Regions from separate parts of the Homo sapiens genome. Here region 2 is linked to region 1. A link is an interaction called in ENCODE POLR2A ChIA-PET data of the cell type or tissue named here. Cell type or tissue: HepG2. All regions are shown on one strand. Each heading gives the region's core, and the rest is flanking DNA. Links, peaks and the distances in the headings are about the cores only. Region 1 overlaps SPTSSA (serine palmitoyltransferase small subunit A). Region 2 has its middle 89 kb from the start of SPTSSA.

Region 1 (4,393 bases), core at 261-4,260:
CAATCAGAGGTTATTCATAACCTGGGCATAACATAAATATTTTATGGGTTCCATGGACATAAAAGCAAGTAGATGTGAAGCCATATATAGAATCTGTATGTTGTTTTCTCTTTCTTTAAGAGGAATCTCCTAAACATAAGCTAAGTTTCCAGCAAGCTAGGAAAGAAATAAAGATTTTTTTTTTTTTTGGCCCATAAAAAGACCATTATCAGCAACTTAAAAAAAAAAAGTCCTATAATAAAGAGAGGAAATGCTTTACATATAAATACAGTACATTAGAAACAAAACCATAGCAACTAACATTTCCTGTTCCAATCAGTAACTCTAAACTATCATCACCCACTTTAGTAATCTAATCACAAGACTTTGGAAAACTTAAAGGTAGTTTCTCACCGGGAAAAGGTCATAGACCTTTGTTCCAGTGGGTATGACTTATACATCTTCACTAGTCTAAATAATTTCAATTATTTAAGTCACATTAAATCACATTAAATGTGACTAAATGATATAGTCACATTAAAAAGCAAAGCTAAAACAACATTTAAAGCAATCCAATCCTATATTAATCAAATTTCTTTTGTAAAATCAATTCTAGGCTGGGCGCGGTAGCTCACACCTGTAATCCCAGCACTTTGGGAGGCCAAGGTGGGCAGATCACGAGGTCAGGAGATCGAGACCGTCCTGGCTAACACGGTGAAACCCCGTCTCTACTAAAAATACAAAAAATTAGCCGGGCGCGGTGGCGGGCGCCTGTAGTCCCAGCTACTCCGGAGGCTGAGGCAGGAGAATGGCGTGAACTCGGGAGGCGGAGCTTGCAGTGAGATCGCGCCACTGCACTCCTGCCTGGGCGACAGAACGAGACTCTGTTTCAAAAAAAAAAAAAAAAAAAAATCAATTCTAAAATGCTATTTAACCTTAGAAATACTCAAGAGTTGTGATAAATCTAAGAAATCATCTTAATGAAAAAAGAAAACAAAGCATTTGACGAAGTATTATCATATGCTGTTTACTGAAAAGCAATCAAAGCCCTAAGTGAAAGCAGCTGCAGGCTACTGAATGAAGCCCCAAACAGGAAAGCTTCCTTATTACTGTAGTTTTCTTTTCCTTTGACCTCAAAAAACTGCAGATCATCACCAACAGAAATGTAAAGAAAGTGCCTAGCGTGGTGGCTCACGCCTGTAATCCCATGCCAGCACTTTGGGAGGCCGGGGCGGGCATATCACCTGAGGTCAGACCAAAAAAAATACAAAAATTAGCCAGACGCAGTGACGCACACCTGTATTCCCAGCTACTCGGGAGGCTAAGGCATGAGAATTTGAACCCGGGAGGCGGAGGTTGCAGTGAGCCAAGATCGCGCCACTGCACTCCAGCCTGAGCAACAGAGTGAGACTCAATCTCAAAAAAAAAAAAAAAAAAAAGAAAGTTAATTTTTCCTAGATATATCAACTATCTCTTGATACTTTTCCAGTTTTCTTACATTGAAACAAGTGGAAAATATTATACTGTCACAATATTATACTGTCACAGTCCTCTGTATGTTAACCAATTTGATATTCAAGGGTCATGTTAAAGGATAGCACATCACCATCAGAAATTAGTGTTTAGCAAGCAAAATCCATTCTCTAAGCTTTCTATAGTGTGCTGATTATACAAACCTAAGTATGAAAATTGTTTTTAGAAACTACAACTTGATGACAAGCTCTTTTAAAACTAAACAAACAACAAAGCATGCTGCTGAAATGAGTAATGATCACGGACTGAAAATTTTTCACTGTGGACTAAAATCCTGGAAATGGTTTGTAGCTCTAATCCCAGAGACACTAAGGTTATAGTGTCTCTGGCACACATTTATTGATTTGAGCTTCTATTACCCTCAGGAAGATTTGAAGTCCCAGTGTTATGGGGAAAAATTTCCCAGTCTGCTCTGAATTATAATCTGTTCTGCTACAGTACATGTTTCTGTAACATCAGATAACTCACATACGACTAGTACAGTACAGGAGCTATATTCCTTCATATGGGATATTTCATCATTTAGGGGAGCAGATTAGTGGGAAAATAATTAGGTGACCCTTGAAAACATGGGTTTGAACTGTGCAGGTCTACTTATACATGGATTTTCTTCTGCCTCTGCCACCCCTGAAACAGCAAGACCAACCCCTCCTCCTCCTCCTTATGATTTTCTTCCCTCTAGCTTACGTTACTATAAGAATACAGTATATAATACATATAACATACAAAATATGTTAATCGACTGTTAATGTTATCAATAAGGCTCCAGTCAAAAGTAGACTATTAGTAAAGTTTCTGGGGAGTCAAAAGTTGTACACAGATTTTCAACTGCCTGCAGGGTGAGGATGAGGGCCTGGGGGCAGTACTCCTAACCCCCAAGTGGATCAAGGGTCAACTGTATCACCTTCTGCAGGAAACATCTCTCAACTCAGCTGCTATACAGGCAGAAGTCCTTTTAACTCTATTTTAAGAAAATCAGAAATTCGCATTTGTACCCAGTCTCCCTCTTCAGAGAAAGGCACCTCCAGGGTAGCACAGCTCTCAGCCAATGTGGCAGGTGGCACTGGCCCTACACTGCCTCAATGGCAGCCCACACTGTCTGTATTACATCAGCACCTACTGCTGACATTTCCATTCAACTTTGTCCATGCTTTGTTCATGTCCCCTCGGGCAGCTTCCAGTGAAGCTGAGCTGCCTGCCTGTCTGGGACATCCAAGTTATTCCCTCAAGATGCCAAGTATTGTGTTTGTTAGTGCTTGCTTACTAAATTGCATACATTTTAAGTGGTCTGACTCAATAATATTTTCCTATAAACCATATTATTTTGCAGTTTTTCAGAAACATATATAATACATGCTGACCAAAACGCTTGTATTAGTAAAACTTCTATTTCTCATAACTATTGATCATAACTACTATTTTTTCAACATTCCAATTTATAAAAAGTATATATCCTCTATCAAGTACATCTTCTAGAACACATAGCTTAAATTACTAAATTTGAGCATTTGGGGTTTGTTCTTTTAAAAAAAAAAAGAGGCCAGGTCCGATGGTTCACACCTGTAATCCGAGCACTTTGGAAAGCTGAGGCAGGAGGACTGCTTGAGGCCAGGAGTTCAAGACCAACCTAGGCAACCTAGTGAGACCCTGTCTCTACTAAAAATTTAAAAATTAATCAGGCATGGTGGTGTGTGCCTGTAGTCCCCACTATTTGGGAAGCTGAGGCGGGAAGATCACTTAAGCCCAGGAGTTCAAGGGTACAGTGAACTAAAGATCATGCCAGCCACTGAACTCCAGCCTGGGCAACAGAGCAAGACCCTGTTTTAGGGGGAAAAAAAAATCTATCTTAGCTCCTATGTGCCATAAATGTTACAACACTCATAGTCTGGAGGAATCACAAAGTCTTTAAGAAAATGGAGACAGGACCTATAGTGATCACTACTCACAAATCACTAGAATCACATGCTGAAACACTGCTGCAGAATATCAATGTGTGGTCTGTTCCCACTGCCATTAACCCAACCATGACTTTCTCTGCCTGTCCTGGTATAGACCATTTAGTTCTTGTTAAGCACAGTTTTCATTATTTTCAACCTTTACCAACCAAAAACTACTAAAGAAAAAGTTAATATTCTAAGGAGTACAGTTAAGAGATATCCTAACATTCTCACTGAATCAGCCAAATATAAAGGCTAACATGTTAAACAGGCTAGAGCAGTTTTCTTCAAACTAAAGCAGTAGGGCCCTGGAGTTAACAAGACAACTTTCCAGGAGGTTAGGATAGTTTAAGGAGAATCCGGTTAAAGGTGGTCTGCTTCCACCGTACTCCCAGAGCTTGATCTGTCTGAGAATTCTTGTGGTTTGCTGGTTGTCCTTCCCATCCTCCCTTATAAATGTATTCACTTCTCCCACATTACTTCCTAATCTTACAATTGTTCATTTCCCAGACAGGTGCAGTGGCTCATGCCTGTAATCCCAGAACTTTGGGAGGCCAAGGTGGGTGGGTCACCTGAGGTCAGGAGTTCGAGACCAGGCTGGCCAACATAGTAAATCCCCTTCTCTACTAAAAATACAAAAATCAGCCGGGTGTGGTGGCAGGCACCTGTAATCCCAGCTACTCGTGAGGCTGAGGCAGGAGAATTGCTTGAACCCAGGAGGCGGAGGCTACAGTGACCCAAGATTGCGCCACTGCACTCCAGCCTAGGTAACAGATCAAGACTCCATCTTGAGAAAAAAAAAAAATAGGAGCCGGGCTAGGTGGCTCACACCTGTAATCCCAGCATTTTGGGAGGCCGAGGTGGGCGGATCACGAGGTTGGGAGTTTGAGACCACCCTGGCTAACATGGTGAAACCCCATCTCTACTAAAAATACAAAAAATCA
Region 2 (4,393 bases), core at 111-4,110, 80 kb before region 1:
GCAACTTGGGAGGCAAGAGAATTGCTTGAACCTGGGAGACAGCAAGCCAACATCGTGCCACTGCACTCAGGCCTGGGTGACAGAGCAAGACTTGGTCTCAAAAAATAAATAAATAAATAAATAAATAAATTTCACAGCTGTACATTGCTTCCTAGACCTGGAACAAATTAATATTCTAGAATCAAATAGATATCATAAAACATTCCTATAGGAAGCCTCAAGTCCCTAGGAACTCAAGTTATCAGCTAAAGGGCACTAAAGGGCAACAGCAAAGAATATGGGTTCTGGCTGGGCGTGGTGGCTCACACCTGTCATCCCAGCACTGTGGGAGGCCGAGGCAGGCAGATCATCTGAGGTCGGGAGTTCAAGACCAGCCTGACCAACATGGAGAAACCCCATCTCTACTAAAAATACAAAATTAACCAGACATGGTGGCGCATGCCTGTAATCCCAGCTACTTGGGAGGCTGAGGCAGGAGAATTGCTTGAACCCAGGAGGCGGAGGTTGTGGTGAGCCGAGATTGCACCATTGCACTCCAGCCTGGGCAACAAGAGCAAAACTCCGTCTCAAAAACAAAAAAAAAAAGAATATGGGTTCCAGGGTCATACAGACCTAAGTCCTTGTAAGCTACATGAATTACAGCAAGTTATAAACTTAGATGAACTACAGTCTTCTTGTCTGTGAAATGGATAACGTTGTAACCATCACATGTAGCTGTTGTGAGGATTAAATGCAATAATGTGTACAAAGTTCTTAAATGCTAAGCAATAGCAACATTGCTAGTTACTGTTGTTACCACGATTATTGACAATGTGTCAATTGCTTTTAGACACTTAGCCTCTAGGTAGGACATGGCACACAGTAGGATCTCAGAGAAACAAGATACAAAGAGACAAACATACCAAGACACACATAGAAAGACATGAGACAGAGAGAGAAAGACAAATACAGCAAGAGAGAGAGACTGAAGAGTCAGACACACAAATACACACACACACACACACACACACACACACACACACGGAAAGAGACACAGAGAGAGGAAAGAGGAAGAGGGAAGAGACAGAAACAGACTAACAGACATATTAGTCAACCCACCAACCAATTTTTTGCTCTCTCTAAATATTTCACTACTATGGTTTCAAATATGTTTCCTTCCATGTTTCTCATGAATCAATGCGAATGATGAACAAGGAGGTCACGTTCTCCATTCCACCTCCAGGCTTCCCATGCTACAGAGAGGAGCTTACAAATGGGGAAGAGGGTGGCCTCATCCGACACAATATCACAGAAGCAGTGAATGGCCAGCTAAGGAGAGAGGTGTCCCAGGGGCAGGCTATGCTGGCACTCTCTGGACAACAGGGCAATGCTGGGTTTTGTCAAGTCCAGAATCTGCAGACCTCATTTGCAGAGGCCTCCTTAATTTAACGAGAAGGAAACCCTTTTTTATCCCTGGGAGAGCCACTAACCAACACCACAGCAACTTACCTCCACAAACACATAGAGCAAGCTTTCATACCCACATCAAAGGGAAAAACAACTCTGTCTTGCAAAAAAGACATTTAATCCAGCCAAGGGAATTCCTGGATCCTCTCTGTGTTGGCCTTTGGTACAGTATTTTCTGTTGTTGCAGCTGTAAATTGTGAAATTTCTAACACCTGTCATCAACATACTTTGATAAAATCAGGTGAGTATGGATGAGGCCACACTTAGAACAAGCAGGTCTTTCGGGAGCAGGGATTGAGCAAATCATTGTGGAGAAGATATTTTTCTTTCATATGATGCCAGAGAAAGACTGAATCACAGGGAAAGAGTTGAGGAGCACCAGAGTTCTAATACTCAAACTTAACCATCCCAACCCGAGCTAACTGCATTTCTTAGACTGTATGGGGAAAAAAGGAGATGTTACCAACAGGATGTTGAACTGATTTCAACTCCTTGAGTGTGATCTCTCTTCCCTCCTGTCAGCAGGCTGGGACAGCACCCTTCTTCTTCCCTGAGGACAGATCCTGTGCCACTTCATTCCCTCACAGCCACCTTCTTGCTTCCTCCTCCTGCTTCCCCAATGCTGAGGCCAGCTAATTTGAGCCTTAAGATATTGCTACCACCATTGTTACTAAGCTCTTCTGAGCCCTCTTCTGTAGAGCTTAGAAGTTACAGAAGCTGGAACTCTTGCAGAAGTTACAGAAAGCTGGAAACTCTCCTCTGCCCTCCAAATTAAAATCACTTAACCTTGTCCGCAAAGGACAGCTGTCTAAACCTGCAAGTTGAGCTGGAATAGGAATCCTAAACTACTGTGGACCCCGACAACATCAGTCATTAATGAGGACATCTTGTTCTTCACATCTTTGAATTTCATTTCGGAACCATTCCTCAAAAGTAAGAGGTTTCTAAGGAATGAGACCAGGCACAGAGGCTCATACCTGTAATCCCAGCACTTTGGGAGGCCAAGGCAGGTAGATCACCTGCGGTCAGGAGTTCGAGACCAACCTGGCCAACATGGCGAAACCCCATCTCCTCTAAAAATACAAAACTTAGTCAGGTATGGTGGCATACACCTGTAATCCCACCTACTTGGGAGGCTAAGGCAGGAGAATCTCTTGAACCTGGGAGGCGGAGGTTGCAGTGAGCTGAGATCACGCCACTGCACTCCAGCCTGGGTGGCAGAGGGAGACTCCATCTCGAAAAAAAAAAAAAAAGGGGAATAAGGAGTTACTCAGCCTACCACCTTTTTACAGATCCCCAGCAGATGAAGTCACTGAAGCCAACAAACAGATCATTTACTTTTATTTCTAAAGAAGTTCAGCTAATCATGGACATGGATGGTGGTGATAGTTGTGCAACAATGTGATACACTTAATGGCACTGAACTGTGTACTTTAAAATGGTAAGTTTCATGTTATGTAATTTTACCACAATTTTTTTAAATTAAAAAAACTTTAAAGAATAAATTGGCCAGGCATGGTGGCTCACGCCTGTAATCCCAGCACTTTGGGTGGCCCAGGTGGGTGGATCACTTGAGCCCAGAAGATCAAGACCAGCCTGGGCAACACAGCAATACCCAATTTCTACAAAAAAATACAAAAATTAGCTGGGCATGATGGCATGCACCTGTAGTCTCAGCTACACAGGAGGCTGACATGGGAGGTTTGCTTGAGCCCAAGGAGGTTGAGGCTGCAGTCAGCCATGATGGTGCCACTGCACTCCAGCCTGGGTGACAGGGTGAGATTCTATCTCAAAAAATAAAAAAGAATAAATTGAATGCAACATTTTTTAAAAGTACAGCTAAGTCCCAGGTAGCTTAATGATTGCTGATTTATTACTATTAAATTATTTTTAAAGGGAATCTTAGTAGTATAGAAAGGATACCAGCTTCAAGAATCTGTGAAAATCAAAAGCAGAAAGATACATGTCTTTAGGTCAAAAATGCCATTATGGGGCAGGTGTGGTGGCTCATGCCTGAAAGCCCAGCACTTTGGGAGGCCAAGGCAGGAAGATCACTTTAGCCCAAGAGTTCAAGACCAACCTAGGCAACACAGTGAGTCCTTGTCTCTACTAAAAATGAAAAAAAAATTAGCCTGGTATGATGACAAGTGAGTGAGGAGGCTGAGGCAGAAGGATGGCTTAAGCCCAGGAGGTCAAGGCTGCAGTAAGCCATGATCATGTCACTGAACTCTAGCCTGGGTGACAGAGTGAGACCCTATCTCCAAAAAAAAAAAAAGTCTTTAAATTAAAAAGAAGTGCACTCTTTCTGGCATATGAGTACTGTCCCATGAGTAAGATTTCCTAAAGAATGTCACTAAGCTTTTCTTTCAGAAACCGGTTCTTCCACAATGGCAGCTAGAACATTCAGATCAGAGGAGTGGCTTATAAGGGTTTCCAGCTTTTTCTTTAACAATAATACGTTGAACAGTTTGTTCTCATGATACCTCTCAGAAATGTCAAGAGACATAGTACTCCATTAACATAAGTGGAAAATGTTATTTGATTTTGCAGATGGTGAAATTAAGGCATGAAAAACCTAAATGACTGAGCTGAGATCATTCCATGAGAAGAGAAGTTCAGATTTTATATCCAGAGGCCACACTTTCCTACCTTCTGGATCAAGATCATTTAAGAAACAAAGGTCACTCACTGTGAATCAATTAACTCCAATGAACATCCACCCACACAAGCACCTACTCTCTTGAATCATGCCTACTGACTCACAATCCCCCAGGAGAGTCCAATACAGGAAGCCCCAAACTGGGGGAAATCCCTGCATGCAGCTTCCCTTTAGGGAAAGGGAAAAGGTGCAATTAATTGTTAATACCGTCAGCTTCACAGACAAGGAGTAGTGAGGGAACTGTAGAAGGTCTTCCAGGATAAGGTAGAAGGAGAGCTCAGCATAGCT

What was found. ChIA-PET counts read pairs that join two places held together with the same protein. Peaks named below come from ENCODE experiments on the same cell type or tissue, not always from the same donor. Only the 100,000 strongest peaks of a DNase experiment are listed, where the experiment ranks them.
Region 2: POLR2A ChIA-PET joins it to region 1 with 5 read pairs; 8 of 35 experiments call an interaction of 5 or more read pairs at or near these places.

Annotation. Positions count from the first base shown.
Region 1 is chr14:34,450,848-34,455,240 of GRCh38, forward strand. All of the region lies in intron 1 of SPTSSA (serine palmitoyltransferase small subunit A), which reads right to left. Among named protein-coding and RNA genes, the nearest start is that of SPTSSA, 9.2 kb to the right of the region's middle. RefSeq lists a silencer at 1-130. In HepG2, for the core only: no CTCF peak of the experiment used is centred there; no DNase peak of the experiment used is centred there.
Region 2 is chr14:34,371,336-34,375,728 of GRCh38, forward strand. No RefSeq gene overlaps it. Among named protein-coding and RNA genes, the nearest start is that of SPTSSA, 89 kb to the right of the region's middle. In HepG2, for the core only: no CTCF peak of the experiment used is centred there; a DNase peak (open chromatin) is centred at 1,616.